Regions from separate parts of the Homo sapiens genome. Here region 2 is linked to region 1. A link is an interaction called in ENCODE POLR2A ChIA-PET data of the cell type or tissue named here. Cell type or tissue: OCI-LY7. All regions are shown on one strand. Links, peaks and the distances in the headings refer to the core of each region. The heading gives the core; the rest is flanking DNA. Region 1 overlaps MYNN (myoneurin). Region 2 overlaps GPR160 (G protein-coupled receptor 160).

The links. ChIA-PET counts read pairs that join two places held together with the same protein. Peaks named below come from ENCODE experiments on the same cell type or tissue, not always from the same donor. Only the 100,000 strongest peaks of a DNase experiment are listed, where the experiment ranks them.
Region 2: POLR2A ChIA-PET joins it to region 1 with 12 read pairs; 4 of 35 experiments call an interaction of 5 or more read pairs at or near these places.

The regions. Positions count from the first base shown.
Region 1 is chr3:169,779,056-169,791,831 of GRCh38, forward strand. It overlaps MYNN (myoneurin), which reads left to right. Exons shown (of 8, transcript NM_018657.5): 3 at 1-506; 4 at 1,535-1,694; 5 at 3,410-3,588; 6 at 4,422-4,505; 7 at 5,567-5,653; 8 at 7,361-10,661. The coding sequence ends at 7,623. Among named protein-coding and RNA genes, the nearest start is that of MYNN, 12 kb to the left of the region's middle. In OCI-LY7, for the core only: no CTCF peak of the experiment used is centred there; no DNase peak of the experiment used is centred there.
Region 2 is chr3:170,057,532-170,070,307 of GRCh38, forward strand. All of the region lies in intron 2 of GPR160 (G protein-coupled receptor 160), which reads left to right. LOC124909455 (a long non-coding RNA gene) reads right to left here and starts at 3,458. Exons shown (of 3, transcript XR_007096156.1): 1 at 682-3,458; 2 at 122-320. It also overlaps the pseudogene KMT5AP3. RefSeq lists enhancers at 4,201-4,722, 4,723-5,243 and a silencer at 11,537-11,737. In OCI-LY7, for the core only: a CTCF peak has its summit at 5,336 (motif pointing right); a DNase peak (open chromatin) is centred at 6,340; H3K4me3 peaks cover 835 bases; H3K27ac peaks cover 1,921 bases.

The DNA of each region.
Region 1 (12,776 bases), core at 1,588-6,587:
TTTCAACTCCCCGAAAACAGGGCAGAATAAAACAGTGCAATATCCCAGTGACATCTTAGAGAATGCATCTGTTGAATTATTCCTAGATGCAAATAAACTGCCCACACCTGTAGTAGAACAAGTTGCACAAATAAATGATAATTCAGAACTCGAGTTGACATCAGTTGTGGAAAATACTTTTCCAGCACAAGATATTGTGCACACTGTTACAGTGAAACGGAAACGTGGAAAATCACAGCCAAACTGTGCTCTGAAAGAACACTCTATGTCTAATATAGCCAGCGTCAAGAGTCCTTATGAGGCGGAGAACTCCGGGGAAGAGCTGGATCAGAGGTATTCCAAGGCCAAGCCAATGTGTAACACATGTGGGAAAGTGTTTTCAGAAGCCAGCAGTTTGAGAAGGCACATGAGAATACATAAAGGAGTCAAACCTTACGTCTGCCACTTATGTGGAAAGGCATTTACCCAATGTAACCAGCTGAAAACGCATGTAAGAACTCATACAGGTGAGACGGGTGTGTGGGGAGATATTATTTTTATACTGTGACTAATATAGTGTATTTTTATAGAGAGTACTTAGCACACACTACTTGTGACCAGAATTTGGTATATTTTTCTATTCATCAAAGTATTTAACAGTGTTAAACTGTTGAAAATTTATTTGTAATTGTAACCAAGTATTTAATGGCTGTTTAAGCCCTAATGCATCAACTCCTTATACCATTTTCCCTCCAAATAAGTATGTTGATTCTAGCTTACCAAGTATTTAACAGAGACAAAGACATTAAAACTGATAAAGAGAAAATGTAATTACAATTCAGGCCAATTTTCAGATATTGCCAACACTTCTCATTACATACTTCTAGACTCTGTTGACTTCTGAACATGTTCATTGGAATTACACATACAGTGTTCCCTAAGCTTCTACAGTTACCTTTATTTTGCATGTCCTCTGCCTGGTTGTAAAGTATGAGCACCTATTGGTACGTTTACATTCGTACTTTTTTCTTTTTTTTTTCTGAGACAGAGTCTCACTGTGTCGCCCAGGCTGGAGTACAGTGGTGCGATCTCGGCTCACTGCAAGCTCCGCCTCCCGGGTTCAAGCCATTCTGCTGCCTCAGCCTCCCGAGTAGCTGGGATTACAGGTGCCTGCCACCAAGTCCGGCTAATTTTTTTGTATTTTTAGTAGAGACTGGGTTTCACCATGTTAGCCAGGATGGTCTCGATCTCCTGAACTCGTGATCCGCCCGCCTCCGCCTTCCAAAGTGCTGGGATTATAGGCGTGAGCCACCGAGCCCAGCCCTAGATTCGTACTTTTTAAAATGCTGTATGTATTTATCTCGTGAATTCAGAAACACTAATTTCTTTTGATTCTACTGGTGTTTTCAGTGGTCTGGAAAAGATTATATTTGTTTTCAGTTCCAACAGTTAACATTTTCTTAATAACAAAGCTAGTACTGTTGATGAAATCTTATATGACTTATGCAACCAAAACACTATTTTCTTCTAAATATAAATTTTATTGTTCCTTTAGGTGAGAAGCCATACAAATGTGAATTGTGTGATAAAGGATTTGCTCAGAAATGTCAGCTAGTCTTCCATAGTCGCATGCATCATGGTGAAGAAAAACCCTATAAATGTGATGTATGCAACTTACAGTTTGCAACTTCTAGCAATCTCAAGATTCATGCAAGGTAAAAAACCAAATGAGTTGTTTGATCTTTTAGTCTTTTAATCACCATAGTCTTATGAATAGACTATTATATTAGAATTCAGGACAGTAGAATTGTAATTGTGGTTCCACCAAACAATGTTAACACGTTCAAGGAACCACAAGGAAGCCACAGTGGTTGATAGGAAATAAGCAGGGGGTGGGGACTACTAGGAAATAAGGTCAGACTCGTCCAGAAGTAAGATCAGAATGGTCCAGAATGCAGCTTAAGAGGATCATTCTGACTGGTATAGGATTATAAGAGTGGAATCAGGGTAAACAGGAATCTATAGATAAAACCCAAGCAAGGGTGATGGTGGTTCAGGCCAGGGTGGCAGCAGTGAAAGAAATAAGTAGTAGTAGATTCTGGATATATTTTAAAGTTAGAAATAATAGAATTTGCAAACAGATTGTATGTGAAGTCTGGAAGAGAGTCAAAGATGATTCTGAGGTTTTGGGCCTGAACCCCTATAAAGATGGAGCTGCCATTAACTGAGATAGAGAAGGTTTGTGGGTAGAACAGTTTAAGTGGAAGTGCAGGAATTTACGAGTACAGTTCTGTGTGTGTTAAATTTGAGATGACTTAACACTTCTGAATAGAGGTGTGCAATAGATAATTGGTTATCTAAGTCTGCAGTTCAGGGGACTGGTTTGAGCTGAAGATAACAGTTTGGCAATCATTAGCGTTTGGCAGTCATCAGCATATGACAGTATTTAAAGCTGTAACCCTGGCTAAGGTCACCAAGAGAGTGAATGTGGACAGAAGAAATCAAAAGACGGCCCTGAGGCACTCTAACTTTATGAGTTCTGAGAGATGGGTGAGAACCAGCAGAGGTAACTAGGAAGGAGCAGCCAGTAGAGGAGGAAAACCAGGAAAGAGGGCTGCCCTGGAATCCCAAGTGAAGGAAGTTATTCCAGATGGGAGTGGTCAATTGTAAAATTCTGTGATAGGGAGATGAAGACTGAGAACTGACGTGGATTTAGTAAAGTGGGAAGTCAGCAGTGCTCTTGACAAAAGTATCATTAGTAGAGGCCAGTAGAGAAGAAATGGAAGTAGATAGAACACTTGGAGTCTCAAGGTTTTGGTAAAGGGGAGCAGAGAATGGAGGAGCAAGTAAGGTCAAGGGTCTTTGTTTTGTTTTTGGTTTTTTTTTAATATGGGAGACATCAGTATATTTGTATACCATAATCCAATGGAGTGAGAAACATGGATGATGTAGGACTGGGGAAACTGCAGAAGTGATATCATTAAGTAGGATCTCAAGTATACAAATTGGAATTGATGGATTCAGATGAACTGTCACCCTCATGTCATATGAATTTTTCTCAGTGAAATAGGAAGCAGGGATGTCACCTGAGAGTTACAATGGGCAAGGAGATGCTGATGGTTTGAGGAGAGAGTTCACAAGTCAAAGAGTGACTAGACTCATGAAAATAATTGCCTGCAGTATTAGGGGCCCACTGACAACCATATAAAGATCATGGAAAAACTTTTTGAACTGATCTCAGAACTAATGTTTTGATAATAAGAAATATTTGTTTTTGGCAGTGTTTACACTGAAACAACTACTGATTTTAAATACATAGTCTTGGCCTGTTAAGATGACATGAAATAAAATCTATAAAAAACTTTATGAATTCTTGCTATATAGACTGACCTCCAAATTGTTTTACTTATTTAACTTTATTTACTAACAGGAAGCATAGTGGAGAGAAGCCATATGTCTGTGATAGGTGTGGACAGAGATTTGCTCAAGCCAGCACACTGACCTATCATGTCCGTAGGCATACTGGAGAAAAGCCTTATGTATGTGATACCTGTGGGAAGGCATTTGCTGTCTCTAGTTCTCTTATCACTCATTCTCGAAAACATACAGGTAAGTTTGACAGGGAGAGACTGCTTAAAATAAAGTTATAAATAAAAGAAAAAGGGGACTTGGGCCTTTTAGCGAAGTAGATCGGAAACTTTGTAGTTAGATATCTGTTTATATTTCTATAAGCTATGTTTATGATTTTTGCACATATTTGTTAAATATAAAAGCTGACTTATTTTCTAGAATAATACAAGGTGGGTGAAATAAATTATATAACTTACACATTAAAATCAGTGAGATAATTTTGATATTATATAAACTTGCATTGAGATGCATTTTGTGACTTTATAAAAACCTTTTCAGCTTCCTAAAGGGTCATCTCCTATAGTTAGGGTTGGGGAGTGGGTTTGGGTTGAACATGGATTTTTAAACTTCTTAGGACCTTTCCTACACAGATATTCTGGGATTTTCAAATAAGGTAATTCAGATGCAAAATAGCAGTTTGGAAACAAATTGCTTTTTTAGGGTACATTTTTTAAAAGACTTCCCTACATACTTTTATTCTCCTTTATTAATATAGTAGATAGCAAGAATAGAAATGTGGGTTTATGAATTGACATGTTCTTAATCATATAAAAATCAAATTCCTTGCCCAAATCATCTCTATTAGAAGGGACATTTTGAGGAATAAAGTTTTAATATATGAAAACTTATGAACAGTATACAATAATTACTAATATTCATTTACTTGGATCACTGAAAATACCTCTAAAGTACAATATAGAGAGATTTTAATTTAAATAATATTCCAGAAAAGCTTACTTTAGATTATTTGTAATTGATAAATATTATATTGGTATAGTACACCACTTCGCTATCTTTTATTTTCCATCTAGGTGAAAAACCATACATATGTGGTATTTGTGGGAAAAGTTTTATTTCCTCAGGAGAGCTCAACAAACACTTTCGGTCCCATACAGGTCTGTGTTTAGGGAGAACGTATTATTTTTTGTTCTCTCTTAATTTCTTTTTATGTAAACCTTGACTTTTAAGCCATTATGGACTATATGGTATTTAGTCATACTGTACCTATAGCAATATCTTAATGTATAAATATCAACTTATTTGCTTATTTTGTTTTTTTTTTAGTTGTTTGGAGTATGAATTAAATTTGTTAAAGAATTGTGTTGGTTTTCCAAGAAATATGCCAGATAATCAATAGTTTTTAAATGATTTGGATTAAATTGCACAGATATACCAAGAAATGAAAAGGAATAGGTAATACCAAGATAACATCAGATTTTCTTACTAAACAGTGTTTAGTATGCAATTTTTAGGAACAAATTTTAATTTTGACATGCTTATTGTAAAAAGTAGTTTGTAAATTGTATAAAGAAAATATTGAATGTAAAAAATTTTAAAACAAAGGAAAATGCCACTTTGAAAGAGTACTGTTCTGACATTCTCTTTTTAAAAATTCCTTCTCATAATTCCTACCTAGAATAATGTGAGTACTTAATAGAGATTTAGTAAGTTTTTGGTGACTTTATATTCTGACGCGCTTTAGTTTACACCATAAAGCACTGAACAGTTATTTCCAAAGAAGTGTAATATTGTAGCATGCTGTCAGTATTTTTAAGGATTTTCTAATTTGCCAGGTACCTGAGAGCAGAAACCATGATTATTACACTTATTTTCTCCCAGCTGTATCTCTTAGCCAGTGTCTGGCATATAACTGACACTCACTAAATGTTTCATAGAAATACAAGAGTAGGCTTTTGTTTGTTTTAGTTTGCAGATACATTTCTGTTTATGAAAATGCTCAAGTTTTCTTGAGATACAGATTTTTTGTATAAAGGAGTGTCTAGGTTGTATAGAATCTTTCATTTCACTATATTATAACCAGGTGATTAAAGTGACAATTTGAAACCAAATTTAAACACTATAATAATTTTTGCCTTGTGTTCATAAACATTGATATTTTTGTCTTAGCTAGCAGCTTTTAAAATATTGAAATTTAAACTTCTAATTTGTTTTTCAGGAGAAAGACCATTTATCTGCGAATTATGTGGAAATTCTTACACAGATATTAAAAATTTAAAGAAGCACAAAACAAAAGTCCATTCTGGTAAATGCTTGTGTTTTGTTTGCTTGTTTGTTTGTTTTAATTTGGTGCTCATATTAGTGCTATTCCTTAAAATGCTGAGATGAGATTTACATTTAAGCAGTTTAAATTAGATGTCTATTTCAAAAACTAGGTATATACATGTGAGGAAAGTAGCTTTTTTGCAGAAACATTCACTCTGGATTTTTCATATTGAATCTCTTATTTAAAAAAAAAAAAAAAAAACTTGAAACATTTCCTCCTTTGAAAACCTGACTTAATAACAGTCCCAAGCATGAAGGAACATATAAGCAAGCTATGTGTCACTGTTTCCCATACTGGAGTCTGGATAACTCAGGGTTTACTATGGTTATTATGAAAAAAAAGGGGGGGGGGGTGGTGTTATCATGAACACTAGTCCAGAAATGTTTAAGAGGAAATAGGGAAACAGGTAGCCCTACATTGTTATAATATATAAAAATGGAAAGCCAAACAACAAGTTTTGAGTCTATTGGTTAAAGTGAATTCTTGAAAAAGTTTCCCTGTGCTTACCATTTTATTCCGTCATTATTCGACATGACACTAGGCCCTTCTGGTGTGTAAATACTTAAACATCGTAAGTATTAAGTTAGAAACATCTAAAAACTGCAGTAAGTCATTAATTTAACCACTTGTTAAATTTCTGTAAAGTGTACTTTCAGGGAATATGAAGTTAAACAAGGCATAGTTCTGGTACTCAAAGCACTTACAACCTGGTGTGCGAGACCAGAAACCTAAATAAATAATTAAATAAACTAAATAAATAGGGAAAATGTAGGGCATAATCGACACAAAAGTGCTAAAGAAGATACTATGTTTTTCTGAGGTAAGTACTAAAAAAAACTTAATTTTAACTTGAAGGATGGAGAAGAGTTCAAAGATGGAGATGGGAAGAGAGGATTCATTCCGGGCAGAGAACACTGTAGAGAGTCAGTGGGACAAGAAGGAAACCTTAGCTAGTTGAAGTGAAGAGTAGTTTGGGAAGAATACAGATAATTACAATTTTACGAAAGCAGTTTTGTCTGCGTGACAAGGACGGTGAAACCAAAATCATGTCAACACTTTAGAGTAACGGAAGCATGTTAAAGCCATTGGAAAATTTGAAGGCAAAAGTACATCTTTAGTCAGTGTGCTGATTGCTCCCTTGAGTAGAGCAGAATTTCTCACCTCTGAAAATATATGAAAGTGCCATACATACTGTTCTGAACTCACAGAATAATATGAACAACTTATTAAAAACATTCAGTGAATGAAAAGAGTATTTCTTATCACTGTTTAATATTTTGAGGGAGTTAAAGAAGTATAACGACATTTACTCTCAAAGAATTTACAGTCTGGTTGAGGATTCAAGGCATACCTGAGTAGAATGTTAAATGGCAATAAGAGAGATAGATGCCACAAGGCAGTATATGAAAATTGACAAATGTGTGATTAAGCCGATATAACAGCTCACCCTGTTTCATTCTTAATCAAGTCCATTTTTTTAAATGGAGTTGGTGCTTGAACTTAACCTTGAGGCCCAGATTGAATTTACATAGATAGTGAGGAGGGCATATGTACAAAAGAGAAACCGCTTGAGTAAAGGTATGGTGGTTGGAATGTAATTTCTGGGAATGGTAAGTACATTAGTCTACCTCAGGGGTTTAGTTTTGTTTTAAAGATAATGTAGATTTTTTTTTCCTTCCATTCTAGGTGCAGATAAAACTCTAGACTCCAGTGCAGAGGATCATACTTTGAGTGAACAGGATTCCATACAAAAAAGTCCTTTATCAGAAACTATGGATGTGAAGCCTTCTGATATGACTTTACCATTAGCTCTTCCACTTGGGACTGAGGACCATCACATGCTTCTGCCTGTCACGGATACTCAGTCTCCTACATCAGATACATTGTTGAGGTCAACTGTGAATGGGTATTCAGAACCACAGTTGATTTTTTTACAACAATTATACTGACTTTGTAAGGAATATGGAATTGCTAAGATATCATTGGTAGCAAACATCTCTGGTAAGGTGCATATATTCATATTAAATTCCCATTCATTTGAGTTGTGACCATTATTTTTCATTCACTGAAGTAAAAGCACCTGATGCTGCATCACAACTGCAATGTTTGTTTTTATTTTTGGCTTTATGTCTATACTCCACAGAGAGCTTTTTAAGTAATGAATTATGTAGCACTATTTTGGGTGGATGAGTTTTATTTTCTTTTAAAGCTGCCTTAATTCCATTTTTATTTTGCATTTTAGAATTGCCCTTCATTTACTAAATCAGCCAGTTAATGTGATTCAGTTGTGACCTGTGGGATTTTAAAATTTTCCTGCCCTCATAATTTAAGCAAAATCCACGATAGTATCAGCCCAAGAGTGTGTTGCTATTTGTAAGCCCCATGGATCAATACATAAACTATGCATAAAAATAAAATTTCATATTTTCGCTCGTAAAAATTTAGGCGCTGAATAAGAATTGTGCTATTTCTCTATTAATATATTGTTAGAAATAACTTTTCTAATGAAACAAAAATGTTTCTCAAAATCTAGAAAAGTGCATATAAATTTTTGTTCATTTAGAACTGAGTATTCTGGAGAAAACCAATGGTCAGCACTTTTGGTTTGAGTTATCTGAGATTGTATTTTCAAAATGAATTTTAAGTAGATATTTGGTGTTTTTATCTTGTCAAAGACAGTTTCAAAATTTGATTCAGTTTATGTTTTATTCCGTTCTAAAATATTGGAGATGAGGAAAATGTACTTGAGTTTTGAAATATTTTGGTAAGCCTCTCTTACTCCTGTTATGCACTTTTTAAAATAAATACTGAATTCCAGAAAGAATTTTCTAGATATAAACTTAATGCATACTAGAAATCACTTGGCTTCTAAATTTGGTACATTATATTGCATAAAGAGTTAAGAAATTAACCTCAATTATAAGTAAACATTTTGAGTTACCAGAAAGCCAACTATAGTTAAATATTTTATATCTGAGTTTTCTATAAGTTTGGGGTTTGTTAATTTTATAAATTAAACCACAACTTTTGGTGGTGGTTGTAGTTTCACAATGGTCCTTTTCCTTCCAAATGAATGTAGAAAATTCGTTATTATCCTGATATTTGCACCACTCATCCCCATGCCACTTTTCCCACATATTAATTTATTTCACTGCCTGATCTTTGGATATGAAATTATGAGTTCCACAAAGTCAATTTTTATAGTGCCAATCAAACAGCATGGTGATATTCTTTTTCTTTTTTTTTCCCCCCACAAGGCTGTTGTTCAGTGTGAGATGACATCATTTCTTATTTCTGCCATGCTGTGGCTTTTTTGTGTTCTGCTTTTAAACTACACCTGTAGTACAGTTAATATGTTTTTTATTGGTATTGATTTCTTTAATTCATTAATTTTCTCTATTTGGGACCCAAGTCATAAGAACCAATTAGAGGACATAATAAAAACACTTAATGCTTGTAGTCTGTAGAGATCTTCACCATTTCACAGCACACACATTATTTTCATAATAAATTGCCACTGGTGGGACATGGGACTGACTTATTTGAATAGAGTTTGAAATACCACCTTTGTATGATGCAAACAATATTTGATTATTTTATCTAAGAAATCTATGCATGTGTATCAAGTTAAAATAGTGGGTTTAAATACAATTTACAAAGCATTAGAATGTTACCTAATCTCTTCTGGGTTAAATGTGATAGGAATGTATTGGAATGTGAAGAAATTATAGAAAATTAAAAGACTCAGCCTCTTTAGGAAGTTTGCTAAAATGGAGAGGTTATGTTTAATTTATTTATATCTTCGTTAATCCAAGCATCTAATGAACAAAAAACTGCTACAGTGACGTCATAATTCTATAAGGGCAATAGTTGCCAAATTTCCTCTGGTATTATTAGCATTCTGCCTTTGCATAGATTAGCCTTCAAATTTATTATTTTTAGTATTATTTGATACGATTGAAGTGGCTAAGATTGATTGAGCTTTTCTTGATCACATTTTCTGCTTCTTAGCTAAAGTAATTTTATTTAAATTGACATGGCTTGAGTTGTCATCATTTTCTGCTCTTCTAGAATGATGTGTAGAGAAAACTTGAAGATACTATCCCTTCTTTGGCATTCTTCTCTTAATGCTATGCTATTATTTATCATAATATGCATATATTTAGTTGTATCTGGTATCATTCTAACACTCATAACTACCATTTTAGTTAAGTCCAACTTTATATTTGTTACAATGCAGTGTTTTGGGAAAGGTCTATTAGTAATTATTTAAGTATTACATATTTTTATGGAAGTCTTTAGAAGGTGAAGATCTTACTGAGAAACTATTTTCTAAATAAATTTAATTTTCTTTTGTATTTGTATCAGATCATGCCTACTGTATGTTAGATTTTAGACTATTTTAAAAGAAACCGTAGATTATATAAAAATTTTTTTGCTGTTTTTAAATGGCATTTGTCTTATGTTTAATTTCACAGGATGATTTTGATAGACAAATTTTAGAAAACCTTTTTTCAAAGGTAATGGTTCTATCAGTTTCATTCCAACAGTAGCTAATTTCTGTGTTTCAGTCCTACAGAAATTGTGTGAGTAGTTGAAATAATGTACATGTACTAGTTTTTTTAAGTATTCTAAATAGTTCTAACATTTAATGCATATCAGAAACATGCTTAAGAAATAACAATATCCAGGCCCACCCCACCTATTGAATCAGACAGTTCCCAGGGCATATATATGCTGGGGAAGCCCCATAGGTGATTTTAATGTATACCAAACATGTAGAGTCTCACTCTGTTGCCCAGGCTGGAGTGCAATGACGTGATCTCAGCTAACTGCAACCTCTGCCTCCTGGATTCAAGCAATTCTCCGGCCTCAGCCTCCTGAGTAGCTGGTACTACAGGTGCGCGCCACCACACCTGACTAATTTTTGTTAGAGATGGGGTTTCATTCTGTTGGCCAGGCTGGTCTCGAACTCCTGACCTCAGGTGATCTGCCCACCTCAGCCTCCCAAAGTGCTGGGATTATAGGCATGAGCCACTGCGCCCAACCATGAACTACTATCTTAAACATTTCCTGATGTTCTACCTTTGGGAAGCAGTTTAAAATGATGCTCTTGAATATAATTTTCAATATTTTACCTGGAAATTTTGAGTACCTAGAACTTTTTTTTTCTTATTATTATTATACTTTAAGTTCTAGGGTACATGTGCACAGCATGCAGGTTTGTTACATATGTATACATGTGCCATGTTGCTGTGCTGCACCCATTAACTCGTCATTTACATTAGGTATTCCTCCTAATGCTATCCTTCCCCTCTCCCCCCAACTACCTAGAACTTGACTAGAAATACCATCAAGTAAAATTCTTTAAATTCTACATTTTTACTCGTTATTTATGGGCAATATTGATATGTACTTATTACAGCATTAATTTTTTGAGATAATAATTATAGTCTACTCTTCTGTCCTCTGCAACTCCTGCCTCCATTCATTCAAAAGAGGTTTGCTGTACAGAGACTCCTTGACTTATGGGTTTATCATAAGTCAAAGAGTATACTGAATATGTATTAGTTTCACACATTGTAAAGTCAAGAAATCATAAGTCAGGGACCATCTGTATTTGTTTAAGAAATTAGATAATTACCATGTAAACACAGTATTTAATTTCATGAAGAATTTACTAAAATAAACACCATGGATGTGAACATCCACATATTTGGATAACAGTATCTGGCCAGTGTTTCAAATGCTGGGAAAAAAATTCAAATCAGAATGCATAAAGCTGCAAAGATGATAAACTACCCTTAAGTTTACAGTCAAATGGAGATGCCAAGCATAAATATAACTTGCAATAAGACAAGCCAAGATGTTGAGTGTTATAGTAGGGGAAGGCAAGAAAGGAACTGCTGAGCAGTCAACAGGAGTAGAATGGACAGAGAAACAGCCATTGCTTACCTGGATAGGCAAACGAGGAGATGGCTGATGGAAGAATTTGCACATAGCTGATGAAGAGGGAACTAGGCAGAATGGAGAGAAAGCATTAAGTGGAGAGGAGATAGAGGTCAGAGGCATCTCCAGTACTACACCTATACCATCTTGAAATAGTCCTCTACCCATATCCTGTGCTGAAGGAGTGAGATTAGATAGCCAGGTTTGTAACCTATGTCCTCACGTGCCAACCACAGTTGCGTGCTAGAGGGTGGGGATTAGACAGCCACATAGGTAACACATGATTCCATACTGGTGACCACAGCAACAAGACACTTCACCAGGGAAAAACAATTCATAGGCTAGACTGAGCTGGTAAGATTCTTTCTCACAAATTTGAGCTATGAAATTCTGAGACAATCAGATAATGATATACGTATAAATGAAAAGATCATTTTAGAACTGGCCTTGAAGTCAGTGAAGCAAGCTAAAGTCTAAAGGAAATGATGAGTAAGCAGAGAAAGCTGATCTATAGAGCAAAGTTAGGGAATGAAACAGGTTTGCAGAGCCAAGAGACTGCCCTAGAGAGATCAGAAAAGTGGCCTTAGTTTCTGGCTCTGCAGTCCTACTGAGGTGATGCAGCCATGATTCATTTTCTGCCCCTGGATGCCATTGATTGTGGCTGTTGTATCCTTATGTTAAATCCCCCTTTTCTTAAACAGGCTGAGTCACTTTCTTTTCCTTGTAATCAGGCAGCCCCAAATTGGACACCTAAGCTTTGATCCTTGGTGATTGAGAGGATAGTGATACCATTGACATCAAGATAAGTCAAGGAGCATGTTTAGAGAAGGGAAGCAATTTTGATGTACCGAATTTGACTGGTGGTGAGATATGTAGGAAATTTCTGGTAGTGGTTGGAAATGGGGCCTGAACCAGGAGATGTTAAAACTAGAGATACAGATCTTGCAGCTAATAATTTATAGAAATGATTAAGGCAGCCCTGGGAGATGGTATAGGAGAAAAAAAGATGAGGACAGAATTTGGGGGAAAATTCATTTAAAGGATAAGCAAAGACGGAAAAGAAGATGGAAAGTGATAGCAGAAAGGAAGAAAACCAAGGTGGCACACATTTTTCAGAGGCAAAAGTGGCTTTGTAGCAGTCACATGGTACAGA
Region 2 (12,776 bases), core at 3,585-8,584, 280 kb after region 1:
TAAATTGGGAGAATAACTAAGTTTCTTCCATACCTCTAAGAAACATTGGCAACACTGAAATCAGAGACTGCAGTGCCCTCCCTCCCAAACCTAAGAAGGAAGGCTGGAAAAGATGGCTTACCTGGAAGGAATGGGCTTCTGGAAGTTTCAGAGACAAAGACACAGCTTCAGAACCAGAAGCTGAGCCATGCTGCTTTCTTGGCCCAGGGCCTGGATCCGCAGTATCGCTGATACCACAACTGAGCAGGAACACCAAGTGGCATTTTGAGACCTGGTTTGGAAGAAGTCCTGAGAGGCCAGGTGGAGGGACTGAAAGCTGCCTGGGAAGGGAGAGAGGAGGGAAAGATACAGCAATCGAAAACTCCTACTGAAAGTAAGCTTGCAAAGCAAAACTTTAAAATACATGAAGACATAGATATGGAGTTCAAAATTTGTTCAAGCAAGACACGAATTTACTAAAAGTGAAATTAGCAGTTGGAATTCCTGGAAATGACAATAAAGTAAGTATGTTTAGAATTCTTACGATGAATGAAGTCTTGCAGTAGATAAAAATTATGAAGTAGAAGCAAGGGGGAGGGATAGGAAAAAGAACCAGTTAGAACAGTTTTGTATTAAGTCAAGTGGGCTAAAATGCTTTAAAAAGACCAAAAATGCAATGGATCAAATCCAGTACGAGCTTACTTCTCTCGTGTAGCAGGCCTGGGTGGGTATTTCAGGCCACTGGGTGGCTGTACCCTCAGGGACCCAGCTGACGGCACCCATATGGGTTTCAGAATTGCCCTGCTTTCCCACAGGAAGTGGGTGGGTGGGGAATAAGCTAGGCCAGAAATGGTCTTCCTCATGTCTGCTCACGCCCCACCGGCCATACCTAACTTCTGGGGAGCCTGGGAAACAGGTCAGCCACGTGCCTGGGAAAAAGAAGGGAAGATAAAATGGAGAATAAGTTTCTGCCATACCTCTAAGAAACAGTGGTTACATTGACAACAGATTTCTCATCAGCAATAGAATTGAAAACACAAGAGAGTATTATCTTCAACTTAGAATTCAATACTAGTTAAACCGTCATTCAAAAATGATGATCAGCAGTCCCTATGAAGGAAAAATTGGCAATATCTAACAAAATTATGTAAGCATTCACCCTTTGACCTAATGGCCTCACTTCTAGTAATTATTCCAGAGGAAACACCTCCACAAAATAGCAAAGAATATGTACAGAAGGTTGTTCATCGCTACATTATTTGCAGATAGAACAAATTTGGAAACAACCTTTATGTCCACTCATAGAACTCTGGCTGAATAAGCTATAGTATATCTACATAATGCAGCCATAAAAACAATTTTTAAAAAATTAAAAAGGAAGATAGCTATTAACAAAGATGAAATGCTTTCTAGGATGTTTTAAGGGGCAATAAAGAGTCACAAAAAGTATATCTAATGTGCTACCTTGTATTTAAGATGGAAAGGGAAATAACCACACATGTACACACACACATGCACAAACACACACACACACACACACACACACACACTTATTTTTGCAGAAAGATGCACAGGAACTATAAACCAGAAATAAATGATAGGGGGTGGGTGGATATTAGTGGAGGAAATAAGTATGGAAATGAGACTTTTCTGAGCGTACCTTTTTATATAGTTTTGATTTTGAGCCATGTAAATATTTTACATATTCAATTATATAAAATTAAAATGAACTAAAAATAATGAAAACAAAGGAAATCCTGTCATTGAATATACAAAGAGAAACTAATAATCAAAACACTATATCAAATTGATTACATAAATACAAAGAAGAGAATTCAGATAACTTTATAACAGAGTACTCAGACTGTATAAGCTTAGTGGAATATAGTCAAGGGACAAAAAGAATGGAAAAAATTAGGCTTTATTTACCTGGTTAATTGTTGGGCAATGCTATCAGTGTAGTAACTCTGAAACTGCTTAATATGTATTGTAGTTTGAACAAATGAATCAATATACTAATGTCATTGGGAACCAGGTTCTTTTTTGTTGTTAATTTCTTCATTGAAATTCTGTATTCAATCACAGGAGTTGGAGTCTGCTTCCTGCTGGGACCCTTCCTGATCCTTTAAGTTAATCTCTAATTTGCTATTAGTGTGGCTTCCTGCCCTTTTTTTTCTTCAGCTTTTAAGTTCAGGGGTACATGTGCAGGATGGGGAGGTTTGTTACACAGGGAAACGGGTGCCATGGTGGTTTGCTGTACAGATTATCCCATCACCTAGGCATTAAGCCCAGCATCCATTAGCTGTTTTTCCTGATGCTTTTCTTCCCCCCACTCCCCCCTCTAGCAGGCCCAAGTGTGTGGTGTTTCCCACCATGTGTCCACGTGGGAACCAGATTCTTGCTGTGGGAGATGATCTTTCAAGTATGTATTTCACTATTTCACAAATACTGAAATAAGGTGAGGAAGACTCCTGAGATGGTAGCTTTGCATTGGAGGTATCAGTGTGCCACCCAGATTCTAGTTTTAAAATACCATATTTTCCTAAAAAAAACAGGGCTCCTTGAAAAAAAATGACCAGAAGTACAACGTGCCAAAGCGGGCATGTGCTCAGCAACTGGGATGGCAAAAGATACATATGGGAGCCAGCCTGAAGGAACCCTGACAAGATGATTTGGAAAATTTTAAGCATTCAAAAGAAGAATGATGGCAGTGAATTATAACACATTTAATAAAAATAAATCAATGAATCTATAATGTATTTCCAGAAACAACTGCCAGCTCATGAAAGCAGAATGAATCTTAGAATTAGAAAATTACTATTTTACAACTCCCAGTGTGGTGATTAATTCAGGCAAGGATAATAAACGGATGCTAAAACTATCAGGTGAAACTTTGTTATGCAACGGATTGGTCTAACAGTCTCAAAGTATTAATTACAAAGGGAAAAGGTCCTCTACAACAGTAAAATGGACGAGGCGAGGTGGCTCATGCCTATAATCCCACCACTTTGGGAGGCCTAGGAGGGATAATTGCTTGAGGCTAGGAGTTCAAGACCAGCCTGGGCAACAGCAAGACCCCATCTCTACAAAACAGTATTTTAAAAAAAAATTAACTGGGCATGGTGGTGCACACCTCTATAGTCCTAGCTACTCAGGAGGCTGCGGTGGGAAGATCACTTGAGCCCAGGAGTTCTAGGTTACAGTGAGCTATGACTGTACTACTGCACTCCAGCTTCAGCAACACAGTGAGACCCTGTCTCAAAATAATACTAATAATAAAAAGAAAAAGAAATATGGCAAACACCTCCTTAATCAAGTGACCTAACATCACATGACCAGTAATGAGACATGACATAATGGGATATATCATCTAGATAGTTTTCTTGCCAGAAATGTTTAATATTGAGAAAACAATTAGACAAATCGAGATTATGTGATATTTTACAAGATAACTGACCTGGACTCTTCAAAAATGTCAGTATTGCCGGGCACGGTGGCTCACACCTGTAATCCCAGCACTTTGGGAGGCCCAGGAGGGTGGATTGCTTGAAGTCAGGAGTTCAAGACCAGCCTGACCAACATGGTGAAACCACATCTCTACTAATAATACAAAAATTAGCCAGGCGTGGTGGCAGGCACCTGTAATCCCAGCTACTCGGGAGGCTGAGGCAGGAGAATCGCTTGAACCTGGGAGGCAGAGGTTGCAGTGAGCCGATATGGCGCCACTGCACTCCAGCCTGGGTGACAGAGTGAGACTCTGTCTCAAAAAAAAAAAAAAGAAAGATAAAAAACAACAACAACAACAAATTATCCAAAATTAAAAGAGACTAACAAGACATGACAAATATGTGATCCTTGATTGGATTTTGTATTAAAAAAAACTCTAACAACATTGGGACAGTTTTAATATGGACTATGTATTAGATACTATACCATTTAATTTAATTTCATTAAATTAATATTTATGGGACAGTTTTAATTAATGGGACAGTTTTAATATGGACTATGTATTAAATACTATATAATTTGATTTCATAGATAAAATGATGGTATCATAGTTATGAAAATGGCTATCCGATTATAAGATAAATCATCATAGGAAAAATGGGAAAATATCGAGATAAAATGAAGTCTTATAAGACCACACTAAGATAACCATCATTAACACTTTGGTATATTTCCATCTCATCTACATATATTTAAACAAAATTGAATTGTACTCTACATGGTTTTTTATGTTCCTTCTGCTTGTTCCATATTATAATTATTGGCAAGTCTCCATTAAATAGTCCTCAAAGATATTCTTTTAAATGGTTATATACTATCTCTGTACATTTTCTTATTTTTAAATTTCAAGGCCATGCGCAGTGGCTCCTGCCTGGAATCCCAGCACTTTGGGAGGCGGAGGTGGGAGCATCGCTTGAGGCCGGCAGTTTGAGACCAGCCTGGGCAACATAGGGAGACCCCATCTCTATGATTTTAAAATAAATAAATAAAAATTAAATTCCAAGTTTTTTTATTTTATAAGGTCTATTTTACAATATTTTATTCAATCAACATGCCATCCATTGTAAGACATCATTATTTTATGTGTCACTAAAAAGAAAATTTTCCTGAGGTGGGTGTGTCGGGCCCTACTGGGCCTAGCGGCAGGAGGGGGACATCGGCTCCCACCACAGCCCTCCAAACAGCTCTGCGCTCTGAGCGCCCCCTCCCCAGGGTCCCCCTCTCCAGGCAGGAAGATGTCCAAGTCCCGTGCGGCGGAGGCAGCAGCGGGGGTGACAGCGACGGCCCCGAGCCCGCAGATAGTGGAGCAGAGGGGTCCAGGGAGGCGCTGCACCGACGTTGGGGAGAATGTATGTCCTGGCAATCAAAGATCTTTTCCTCCGTGAGCCTAACAAATGCTCTGGAATGTGTTCCAGCCTTCAGGAGGAGAACTCCGTTACACGTCACGAAGTCAAATGCCAGGGGAAACCATTAGCTGGAATCCACAGGAAAAGAATGCAACACGGAGCACGAAGCCCAAGCACAGAAGATCAAAGACGCCAGGAGAGGACCCCTCGCACCTTTTCCAAACCAAAAATGTGAAGCAGCAGAACTTCCAAAACCTCCGGCCTCGTCTTGTGATTCCACCAATGCAGCCATCGCCAAGCAAGCCTTGAAATAGCCCATCAAGGGCAAACAGGCCCCCGAAAAAAAGCTCAAGGAAAAGTCGCAAACTCACGGATTTCTACCCTGTCCCAAGGAGCTCCAGGAAGGGCAAAGCGGAGCTGCAATTTGAAGAAAGGGAAAGAATAGATGAATTGGTTGAAAGCGGAAAGGAAAGAAGGAGTGAAGACTGACCTCATCAATGACAAAGGCCGGGTGTGAACACCAGAGGGAGCTCTCCCGGGGCGCCTTTGTGGTAGAAAAGCACCGGAGCCTCACGGAGATCACCGACGCCACGGGACCCCTCCATGGTGGATCTCCGTGGATCTCCACAGTAAGCCGAGATCGCGCCACCGCACTCCATCCTGGGAGGCAGAGGGAGACTCCAGCTCAAAATAAGTAGATGACTGAATGAATGAATGAACGAATGAATGAATGAATGGATGTTACAGGTTTCCAAGGTGGACTTAAACAGATGGCTTTATATTACCAAAACTTTTACATTCTAGTTGTTTTTGTGCCTTTTTTTTTTTTTTTAATACAGGTTGAACGTTTTGTGCTTCCCATGCATGCAGTCAAAAACTCAGCACACAGGCCAGGCGCGGTGGCTCACACCTGTAATCCCAGCACTTTGGGAGGCCGAAGCGGGTGGATCACTTGAGGTCAGGAGATTGAGACCAGCCTGGCAAACATGGTGAAACCCCGTCTCTACTAAAAATACAAAAATTAGCCGGGCGTGGTGGTGCATGCCTGTAATCCCAGCCACTGGGGAGGCTGAGGCAGGAGAATCGCTTGAACCCAGGAGGTGGAGGTTGCGGTGAGCCGAGATCCCGCCATTGCACTCCAGCCTGGGTGACAGAGTGAGACCATGTCTCAAAAACAAACAAAAAAAGCAAAAAAAAAAAAAAAAAAAAAACCTCAGCACAGGATTAGAGCCAAACGTGAACTAGGAAGCCGCGCGAGTCTCCTCTCTCCGGTGGAAGAGCTGGGACGTGTCCCCCACACCGCGACGAGGTATGAGGAAGACGCTGTCTCCCAAAGGCCTGGACGGGATGGCTCCAAGCTCTTGTTCTCCTAACATCTGGACAGGCGCTCTTTGAAGTGTATGAATATATTTTTAAAAGATTGGGCAGTAAGCTTGTCTTCCCCGTGCTTTCTCGAAAGCTTACTGAGCTCGTGGCCCTGAGCGCGGGCCGGCATAGATTTCCTCTTCCACCCGCTGCGGCTTTTCTGAGCACCTGGAAGCATCGGGGTGTGAAGTCAAACCAGACGTGGGTGAGGAGAGTGTGGCTTGCCTTCCCTGCCGGGCAGAATTTCCTGAAACTGGGCTAATTCTTTGTAGAAATGTGAACGCTGAATTTATTAAAAAATAATAATAAAACACAGGAAACAACTTACATGTACATAGGTCTTGAAGTGAGTGAAGCGGCTGTATTTTTTTGGGGGGGGCATTGCTTTTGTTTTTGTAGAAGAGATTGAGATGATACTCTATTCTAATCAAAATTAGAGATTTGTAGTGGGACCAGAAATTACGTACTTAATACCCCTGCCAGTTTTCCCCGCGTCCTGCTGGGTTGAAAGTTCCAGAGCTGCCGTCTAGGCCTCGTGTTTGTCAGACACCCACGGCTCCTGCGAGGTCGCAGCCATGAGCTGGCGGGGGTGAGTACACAAGCCCAGATCCCCCAACCCGAACTGCGGCTGCCAGCCTCAGAGAAAGGCGCCCAGGTGTGCGGGCAGGGCCGAGACCCCCGGGAATCTAAGATAGGCCAAGGTTTTCACCTAGACTGTCAAGGCTGGAGGAGTAGGTGGCGGCCTCGACCCTCCCTACACGGGACCCATTCTTTTCTTTTCTTTTCTTTTTTTTTTTTTTTTTTTTTTGAGGCAGAGTCTCACTCTGTCGCCCAGGCTGGAGTACAGTGGCACAATCTCGGCTCGCTGCAATCTCCACCTCCCGCGTTAAAGCGATTCTTCTGCCTCAGCCTCCTGAGTAGCTGGGACTACAGGCACATGCCACCGCGCCTGGCTAATTTTTTGTATTTTTAGTAGAGACGGGGTTTCACCATGTTGGCCAGGCTGGTCTCAAACTCCTGATCTCGTCATCCGCCCGCCTCGGCCTTCCAAAGTGCTGGGATTACAGGCGTGAACCACCGCACCCAGCTATGCAGGACCCATTCTTACTGAGTGAGACTCGGGAGTCATGACCTGGTGTCTCCTGCCCACCCTGGTCCCAGGTAAATCTGAATGGAAGCAGGTATGAGAGCCTGTCCTCGCCTTTGATTCCCCCACCCCACCCTGGGCCTCACAACGGTGCTACCTAAGAAAGTCTCTTCCCCCAGTCAGCCTGGTGAGTGGTCAGCCGAAGAGGATCTGACGGGAGTGTAGATGTGAGATAGTATCTTTGTTGTACCTGTTTGTGGTTTAGCTTTGTATTTAAACAAATGAGGAAATAAACTTGAAAATTATTTGTCATCATAAAGTTGAAACAAAAATTATTTTAAAAAATAAAGTTTTATTTTAAAATAAAATAGCTAATGAGTATCGTACATTACAATTACATTTCCTTTCTAAACTTTTTTGTTTTCCTTTCAGTTATCTGTCTGCTTTTTTTTCTATATACTTATCGCTAATTCAACCACAGACTCTTCTCTTTTGTGTAAATCTTTTGGTATGTTCAAAGATATTTGGAATTTCCACCTTCCTGGAGGAATTTCTCCCATAGCCATGTGCCCTACTCTAATTTAGATTGTGCACTCTGGATCTGATGCCTAGATAATCTTCACCAACCTCGGAATCCTCGAATTGTACTCTACATGGTTTTTCTTCTCTTCTAATGCATCCCATTTCCTGGACCGCATGTATTGCTCTCCTAGTTTATTATTCCTCATTCTGATGACGTATGCCTTTCTTTCATTGGCTTCCTAAGAACTTCATGTGAGTAAAACATTTTTGAGTATGTGGCTTCATTTTATACCTACACTTAATTGACCATTTAGTTTGGTGTAGAATTCTATGTTGGAAAGTTTCTTTCATGAAATATTAAAAAGCTTTTTAAAGTAAACTAAATACTTAAATTATTTGTGTAATTGAGAATTGTACCAATTTGTAGATAACTTGTTTTTTTCCTTACTCAATGTGTTTAATTTTTTGAATACTTAATACAGTCACATGTTTAGCAGAATGTTCATAGTAGGAAAAAAAATGTACTGAAGTCTTCATCTCATTCATGACCCCATCTGCCAAGTTCCTACCCCTGTAACCACTGTCTTTAACTTTTTTTTTTAAGAGATGGGGTCTCGCTATGTTGCCCAGACTATACTCAAACTACTGGGTTCAAGCAATCCTCCTGCCTCAGCCTCCTGAGTAGCTGGGATATAGGCATGCACACATGCCCAGTGCTCACTTTTTAAGTGTCCTTCCAGGGTTTCTTCATGTATATATAGAAGATTACTTGACACTATTCTTTTTCTTTTTCTTTTTTTTTTTTTTTTTTTTTTTTTTTTGTGACAGAGCCTCGCTCTGTCACCCAGGCTGGAGTCCAGTGGCACGATCTCGGCTCCCTGCAAGCTCTGCCTCCCGGGTTCACGCCATTCTCCTGCCTCAGCCTCCCGAGTAGCTGGGACTACAGGCGCCCATCACCACGCCCGGCTAATTTTTGGTATTTTTAGTAGAGACGGGTTTCACCATGTTAGCCAGGATGGTCTCAATCTCCTGACCTCATGATTCGCCCGCCTCGGCCTCCCAAAGTGCTGGGATTACAGGTGTGAGCCACCGCGCCTGGCCATTTCTCCCCTTTTCAAATGCAAATCATGTGTATTTCTTGCTCTATTCTGTGTCTTGCTTTTCCCCTTAACAATGTGTCTTGGAGACATGTCCATATCATTACATGGAGAGTTCCTCATTTTTAAAAGAGAGCTGCATAGTATTGCACTGGATAGATGTGCCATAATCTACTTAATGGTTCTCTATTGGCGGACATTTAAGTTTAAAGTAAGTTGTTTAAGTTATAATGTAGTTTCCAGTCTTTTGTTATTTTAAACAATGCCTCCATGAATACTCTTATAAACACCTACTTTTGCACACATGCAAGTAAATTTATAGGATAAATCCTTAGGAGAGGAGTTTTTGGCTCACAGGACATATATGTATGTTTGTAATTTTGATAAATATTACCAGGTTGCCATTTGTAGGAGTTGCTCCAGTTATATTCTTCAGCCCCACCAGATAAATAGGTTAAGATACCTATTTATTCCACAGCCTCACTAGAGATACTGTGTGGACAAATTTTGGGGTTTTGCCTATCCTTTATGAGGTAAACAGTGTAGTTTAAATTTCTATTTTTTCTTTTATACTTCTTAATTAATTTTTTGAGACAGTCATTCTCTGTTGCCCAGGCTGGAGTGCAGTGGTGCAATCACAGCTCACTGCAGCCTCAACCTCCTGGGCTCAAGCAGTCCTCCCGCCTCAACCTCCCAAGTAGCTGGGACTACAGGCATAGGCCACCATGCCCAGCTAAGTTTTGTGTTTTTAGTAGAGACAGGATATTGCCATGTTTCCCAGGCTGGTCTTGAACTCCTGGACTCAAACGATCCTTCTGCCTCAGCCTCCCAAAGTGCTGGGATTACAAGCGTGAGCCGTCGTGCCAGGCCTGTTTTTTTAAGAGTGATGCTGATCCTTCTTTCATATGTTTAAGAGCCCATTTATCCTCTTTTGTGAATTATCTCTTCAAATCCTTTGTTCATTTTACTATTTCAATATTGGGATTTTGATCTTTTTCTTGTTTGATTTCCAGGAGCTCTTTATAAATTAGGTTAATATTTTACCATTTTTTTTCTTCTAGTTTGATCAGTCCCTTAGAATTGAAGGCATCTCTGGCTTCCAGTGTTTCCAAAAAGCCTGACCCCCATTCCCATGTCACCACCTCTCAGGTAAAGAGCAGGAACTTTGCTCCAATAGGCCCCTTCCATGTGACCTCTGCAATCACAGTCCCTCGCTTCCCCCAAAATAACTTCACTTTTACAGTCATCAGCACTTCTTTGCATTTAGAAGTTTTACCACCCAAATGCATATCTTTAGAGACTCCAATTTAGTCTTACCTTTAAAAAAAAAAGTTATCTGGGATGTGTTTTTTTACTCTCTAAATTACTTCTCCATTTTTCCCCTTTGTTTTTCTCTTGAAGAACTGGACTCCTTGACCAATAGGGTTTTCCACAGTGTGAGTCTTGCTAATTGCATGCTCATGATTCAGCTCAGTATATCCCTCAATCCTCTATTTCTTGCAAACTGGCAGCTGGATTCAGAGATTTAATGAAACTCAGGTTTGCCATATAGGAGGCACAAAATGTCTGGTTGTCTCTCCTGTTGAGATGATGGTAGGTACAGGTGCTAAAATGTCTACGTGGGTGGTGGGTTGGGGAGAAGTTGTTGCAAGATGGTGGAATTCTAAGTCTAAATTTTACGTTTCATTTATAAGTTGAAACACTCTTTATTTTTATTTATTTATTTTTTGAAACGGAGTCTTGCTCTGTCACCCAGCTGGAGTGCAGTGGTGTGATCTCGGCTCACTGCAACCTCTGCCTCCCAGGTTCAAGCTATTCTCCTGCCTCAGCCTCCTGAGTAGCTGGTATTACAGGCGTGCACCACCATGCCCCACTAATTATTTTTCTTTTTTGTATTTTTAGTAGAGATTGGGTTTTTCCATGTTGGCCAGGCTGGTCTCAAACTCCTGACCTCAAGTGATCCACCCACTTTGGCCTCCCAGAGTGCTGGGATTACAGGTGTGAGCCACTGCACTTGGCTCATTATTGCCTTTTCTTGAGTTCTTCCCCTCCAGTTTGCTCTCTTTCTGTGACTCCTGTTATTCAGAGTTTGCACCTGTTGGATTGGTCCTCCATGTTTCTTAACTATTTCTCTTTTTATTTCACTTTTTCTAGGAAATTTCCCAAACATTATTTTCCAACTCTCTGTTTACCTTACTACTTCTGCCATCATATTTTATTTTCCAAGAGGTCTTTTTTGTTTTCTGTTGTTATTATAAATAGCCTCCTCTTCTTGTATGGATGCAATATTTTCTCCCTGAAAACAATGAGTTTTTAAATAGCTTTCTTCTATCTAGCATTGTGTCTATTTCCTCCAAGTTGTCTTTTTTCTGCTTGTGGATTTGTTTAACTTTCAATACTAGAGATTTTCTTTGAATGTCTGAGGATCTTTGGATGTCCAGTCATATTTATAAGTAGGGCAGTATCTAGGCTGTTTCTTCAGGGAAGATTCAATGTAGTATCTTTAGATATTTCTTCCTGGGCTGATGCCTAGAGAGAACTGTTTGAGTCTTTATATCTTGTAATAATAGTATTCCTGAAATCCAACTGTAAAAAGGCTGGAGAGGTCTCAACTTCCGCTATATGTATTTTTATGCAGTCTCCCTGTTATCAGTATGATGCTCCTCTAATCCTCAACTCTGCCTACCGTCCAAAGATTGTTTTATCTTCCCCAGAGGGGAAAACCTCATTCTTACTCCGCAGTTGGAGAGGGAGTCATTTGCTGCACTGAGTCAGGGAAGAGATCTGGGGACCTAACTGCTTATTTCATTTGCAACGAATCTATCTGTTTTTATCCCCATCTTTGCATCCCTTTCTGAAGACACTTGGGTCAGCCACTCTTGAGATTTTTGAGGGTCCTGAGGTATAAATTGGGTTGCGACTCTGCTTTCTCCACTGCTAGCTTCAGTCTGTATTCACTGTATGTGATTCACCTGAGGATTTATTAAAACTGCAGATTGGTTTCATAGATCTGAGCTGGAGCCTGAGGGTCTATGTGAATAGCAGTCTCCTAGGTGATGCTTGGACCACACTTTGTGTAGATGGGGCTCACTCATTTACCGTCCATCTGTTCATTTTCCAGCCTCTGAAATTTTGTCCTTGGAGATTTGTACATTTTTTTTAAAGTTATGAAAATTTTCAAACATACATACAAATAGTTAGAACAGCCATTAACCAGTGGTCGATCCTGCCCCATCTATACTTTCATCCACTCGACCCCCAGCACACACACTGCATTATGTTGGCGCAAATTCCAGACAACCTATTTCATCTGTAAATATTTTAGTATGTATTATTTTAAATAGTGAGATTTAAATATAACCACACATATTAATTTGTTAGGGCTGCCATAACAAACCACCACAGGCTGGGTGGCTGAAACAACAGCTCTGGGGGCTGAAAGGGTGAGATCGAGGTGTCCCAGGGGCGGTTTCTCCTGGGGCCTTTTGCAGCCTGTAGATGGCTGTCTTCTCGCTGTGCCCTCCCACAGCCTTTTCTCTGTGTACCAGCATCCCTAGTATCATGTGTGTGTGTCCAAATTACCTCTTTAAAGGTCCTATCTCCAAATATAGTCACATTTGGAGGTGCTGGGAGTTAAAGGCTTCAACATATGAATTTGGGGGGATATAATTCAGCCCATCATACCATAATTTCCCATTGTCTTATATATGTAATTCTTTGTTGCCATGAATTCAGATAAATTCTACACATTGCACTTAGTTGATATATCCTAAGTCTTAATTTTTGTATTGTTGTTGAAACAATTTATTGAAGTAACAAATTGTAATCCTATAGAGCATACCACCATGTGGATTTTCTTTACTGCATCCTGTG